Linked DNA regions of Homo sapiens: region 2 is linked to region 1. A link is an interaction called in ENCODE POLR2A ChIA-PET data of the cell type or tissue named here. Cell type or tissue: CD4-positive, alpha-beta T cell. All regions are shown on one strand.

What was found. Peaks named below come from ENCODE experiments on the same cell type or tissue, not always from the same donor. Only the 100,000 strongest peaks of a DNase experiment are listed, where the experiment ranks them.
Region 2: POLR2A ChIA-PET joins it to region 1 with 16 read pairs; 12 of 35 experiments call an interaction of 5 or more read pairs at or near these places.

The regions. Positions count from the first base shown.
Region 1 is chr9:99,134,708-99,137,207 of GRCh38, forward strand. The region is part of intron 3 of TGFBR1 (transforming growth factor beta receptor 1); the gene reads left to right. Among named protein-coding and RNA genes, the nearest start is that of TGFBR1, 31 kb to the left of the region's middle. In CD4-positive, alpha-beta T cell, no CTCF peak of the experiment used is centred here; DNase peaks (open chromatin) are centred at 264 and 994; H3K27ac peaks cover 802 bases.
Region 2 is chr9:99,012,066-99,014,565 of GRCh38, forward strand. All of the region lies in intron 9 of COL15A1 (collagen type XV alpha 1 chain), which reads left to right. Among named protein-coding and RNA genes, the nearest start is that of COL15A1-AS1, 69 kb to the left of the region's middle. In CD4-positive, alpha-beta T cell, no CTCF peak of the experiment used is centred here; a DNase peak (open chromatin) is centred at 1,176; H3K27ac peaks cover 988 bases.

The sequences.
Region 1 (2,500 bases):
TGGTGGGTGGGTGGCAGTTGATTACTGGATAAGAATATCTTCATTAACCTTTTAAGATATAAACATGAGAAACAATGGAATAATTCTGTTTCCATTATATATATATATATATATATATATATATATATATATATATATATATATATTTCTAGATCCATGAGGGACCATAGCTCTCTGTTCTCTGAAAGCTTCTCTCCCTCCTTTGATGCCTTACCCTGCAAAAACTTGTCTGCATTGCTTGCTAGCTCTGTGGCTTTGGGCAGTTAACCAATGTCTCATGCTTGAGTTATTTCATCTTTAAAATGAAAGTGATGGATTCTGTGCACATCATTGGATTGTTGTGAGTTCAAGCAAGACAAAATGTTTGCATGAAAGCACTTGGTAAATTGTAGAGTTATGTCCAAATGACAAGTGTTACTCTTATTGAAAACATACTTGGAGGAAAAATCTAACATACAGTATCAGTTGACCACATTGTACAAAACTTAGTTTAAGGCCTCCTTTGCCTGTCATAGTTCATTGTGTACTGAATTCCCTCCAAACCTATCCAGGCAGAAGCCATCTTCTGGTGAATAATAGCAGAAAATGCCATCTGTTTCCCTTCTATTCATTATAAATCCTTAATGCCACCTTAGGCATGAGACTAGTGCCTGTGAATAAGTAAACTGTGTGTTTGTAATACTCTGTTTTTAGTTCTTTCATTAATTGAGGAAAAGGTATAAGCATTTCACATTCTGAATTCATATGTTTATTACTTAGTACCGTGACCATAATTAAGGAAAGGCCCTGTCTCTACCTCTAAAGACTGTGCTTTTAACTTGGGAACTTCAGGGAATACAATGAAGAGCTGGGTTCTGGCAGCTGTACGCCAAGTGTGTGAGTGTGCACATGTGCATATGTGCCAGCTTTTGTAAGTGAGTCTTCTAGGCCAGTGTTTGTTATGGCGTGTGCAGCTTATGAGCTCTTGTAATATATGCATGTTGTTCGGGTCTTATTTCCTGTTCACTGCATGTAAAGCTGTGGAGTCCCTGTTTCCCTTTTGAAGTTTTCTCTCAAACAGTTCTAAAGGTACAGAAGAGTAGAGCAGAGAATATAGAGATCTAAATTAGGCCTATTCAGTTTTGTCTTTAGAAGAAAATTGTTACTTTTTTTTTTTTTTTTTTTGGAGACGGAGTTTCACTCTGTTGCCCAGGCTGGAGTGCAGTGGTGGGATCTCAGCTCTCTGCAGCCTTCACCTCCCGGGTTCAAGCAATTCTCCTGCCTCAGCCTCCTGAGTAGCTGGGATTACAGGTGTGCACCACCATGCCCAGCTAATTTTTGTATATTTATTAGAGACCAGGTTTCACCATGTTGGCCAGGCTGATCTTGAACTCCTGATCTCTAGTGATCCAACCACGTCGGCCTCCTAAAGTGCTGGGATTAGAGGTGTGAGTCACTGTGCCTGGCCAATTGTTAACTTTTTAAAAATGCTCAACTATTCATGTGAAGTAATCCAATATAGATAATACAGTGGATCAAGATTTGCTTTTTAATTTTAATTGACATCTAGAATCCAGTGATAAAGGGGAAGACAAAACCTTTCCTCGTCCTGTTGGCCTTTCTTGACCATACCATTTACACAAGTCCTGAACCTGTCAGGTGTTTTCAGAATTTGTGTTTGTGATTCCTTTTTCTTTTTTATTACTTGTCTTTGCAATTTCCAGATTAGTCTCCTGAAATTAACTCTTAAGTGTACTTTTAAGTCTGTGGTGTGGCCCTCTACAAGGCTTTCATAAAATGTAATAAATTAGTATCTACACTAAACAACATAATTAGAATTGATTATACATAGTGCGAAAGAGCTCTATGATTTAAATAAGGATTTCTGACAGATCTGTTTCTAACTAGCAGCCTCCTTATAAACACAAACAGTTATTTATAGTTATACTGCTAACTACTTTACAGGAGGTGGGGAGGGTAGAGCAAGAGGAAGAAAGGACCCGTTTGAGAAACTTAAGAAGAAGAGCTTCTGATCGCTTTAAAGATTTAACGTTTGGATTTATAAGCATTTCACATCAGGGAACCAAAGAGAGCAGATAATTTCATTTACTGTCATTGGGTTAATTTGATCTAGTAAGCAGCTTTGAGTATAGATTATAAATGACACCAATTTATATGTACATAGATTGTATAAATAAGATATGAGTGAGGAACATGATGTACACTGGCATTTTCTTTGTTAGTGTCAATGTAATTTAAAATGACACTTACCGGATGGTGGATAGGATATTAAGTGATGGTCTCACATATAGTGCCACTTAAATGTTGCAGGTAAGTTAGTAAACCCTTTTAAATGAAGTAAGTATGGCAATACTTAAAAATACATATTTTGGAGAAAGCCAAGTTCCATTAGTGGAAAAACAGTGCTCCATTACCAAGGTAAGTTACTTAGCCTTGTTCTTCAAGATACTAGTGTTGTCTATGTAGCCAGTTGTCAGCAAGTAAATTGCTTTCCTTGAAA
Region 2 (2,500 bases), 120 kb before region 1:
TATTTGGCAGGGATAAGTATGAAATTGCTTGATCAATAAATGCAAACAAAAATGTATGCTGGCAATTCTTAAGACATTTCTAATATTGCTTTACCAGTAATTTTAAAACTAGCTTATTAAAGACTTAAGTCGTGTGAACTTGAAAAGCATTTGGGTTTATCATTTAATTTATGAGTACTCTTTAAGCCATTGTCATACCTTGTAGCGAAAAACACAACAAAATGTGTATGTACACATAAACACACACATACATACTCATACAACCAAAAATCCTATAGCTTTTACTTCAGAACTCTAGCCATGAAATATTAATACAAACACATTGTCCTGCAGAAACAATAACAAAAATAAATGTCTGGATGCAAACAGTGGATTTTATCTCAGGAGAAATGTAACAGCAGACTTAAAGCAGGCAGAGGCAGAGAAGAAAGCAGAGAGATAGAGAACTTAGGAACTTTATAGTTGCAGATCGACTTTTGGGCTCTGAATTTTTCTTGCTGTAATTGTGCATGAAAATACCATATATGTTCATTTTACAAAAATACTTGCAAGAAGAGGCACCATAAAACCAACAGAGTGCCTGAAAGAGGGTCATTCTCCTTGTTTTTCCTTATTCTTAGATTATTTGTTTCCCACCCTTTTTTTTTTTTTTTTTTTTTTTTTTGAGACGGAGTCTCCCTCTATTGCCCAGGCTGGAGTGCAATGGTACAATCTCGGCTCACTGCAACCTCCACCTCCTGGGTTCAAGTGATTCTCCTGCCTCAGCGTCTTGAGTAGCTGGGACTACAGGTGCGTGCCACCATGCCCAGCTAGTTTTTTTGTATTTTTAGTAGAGACAGGTTTTCACCATGTTGGCCAGGCTGGTCTCGAACTCCTGACTTCATGATCCCTCCCAAAGTGCTGAGACTACAGGCATGAACCACCGTGCCCGGCCTTTTTTATTTATTTATTTTTTATTTTAAGGGACGAACTGAGCTGTGGCCTAGCATTTTAGTGGAGTGTGTCAAAGTGTGCTGGTTGCGGGTGAGACTCTACAGTGTGTCACCACTGAGCCATTTCCACCCTCTTACGTGTCTCAGTTTCTCTCTGTGTAGTTCTAGCACCTCCAAGAGGCTCAAAATCAAAATGCAGGGTGACCAGCTCCTATATGCACTTCCTGAATGAGGCTTTTTAAACTAATTTTGTTGGGGGTTCCCTGTAGGGTTGCTGCATGTCATGGGGGGGTCAACCCCCCAAGACACTCCCACTTGCCCTCCAGTCACCCAGGGGCACCTTTCAGCTGGGAGGTGCAAAATGCCCTTTCTCTTTGAAGCTGAGGAAACTCATTCTCCCATTTATCTGTGAAAACAATAGTTCAATTCCTCATGCAAAATGCTCACACTAGCCAATTGAGATTAATTTCAGGAGGAAAGGCAATGGAGAAGACACCCTTTAGAATGTACCTCTGAACTAGAATTAGGGTCCTAAACAATAACTTCCTAGGAGAAAAAAAAAAAAAAACAGCTAAGACCACTTCCTGTAAATTGTCCTCAGCCACCTCTAACTTTGTACTCTCATCCACCATTATACACACTAAGGTCAAATCCTCTCCCGGTATAAGGTAATCTCTGGTACCCCCAAAAGCCAAAGAGGTCAGGTCTTACAATACAGGAGAGCAGAGCTTCAGACCTAAGAAGAATCTGCTCATGACTCTTGAAACTCCACAAAGAAAATGGAACACCCCAAAAAGGGGCGGGTGGTGCCTTTGTTCTGAATACTTTAAGGGGTTTGAGTCATTGGAAGCCTCCTCTAGGTTTTTATTGGTACTAAAGATAGTGAAGGGGGAAGGAGGTATAGGGCGGAAGAAAAGTAAACGAAAGAAAAAAAGTTTTTAAGACAGGAAGCAAGGATAGCAAACGTGCATGTTGTGTTTTTTTTTCCCCTCTCTTGCAGCTGTGAGAAATTTTAGCCAATTCAGAGAGGTCTTGTTACCCATAATTTAGAATTCTCATTCAGATTTGACCAAGTCAGGTAGAGCTGGTCAAATCTGATGGGAGAAAGATCAGAACAACAACCAAAAAAACCCTAACAACATGATTACTGAGCACTTTAATAGTAAGGAGAAATTAGGAACAGCTGGTTGTTAATCTTAACTTCAGCTAAGACAAAACCCCAATTCAGCTACTTACTAGAGATAGGTCTTAGGCAGAAGATTGCTCTCTACCATCCTAGAAGCAGGAAAGAATTTAAACTTGCCTTCCCTGTTAGAAATGAGCTCAAACTCCAGAAAGGAGTTAGGTGCCTTCCATCATCCTAGAAGCAGGAAAACTTGCATTCCTTGTTGGAAGCAAGTAAGACTGCAAAAAAAGAATTGTACAGCAAAATAAACTTTAGAACTTGACCAAATTTTGGGAGATCAGGGATTCTCTGGAGGGGAGGCTCCTAGGCCTCAGCAAATTGTCCTATTGGTTTGAACCATAAAGAAAGCTCAAGCTGGTATCAAGCACCGATATGAGATTTG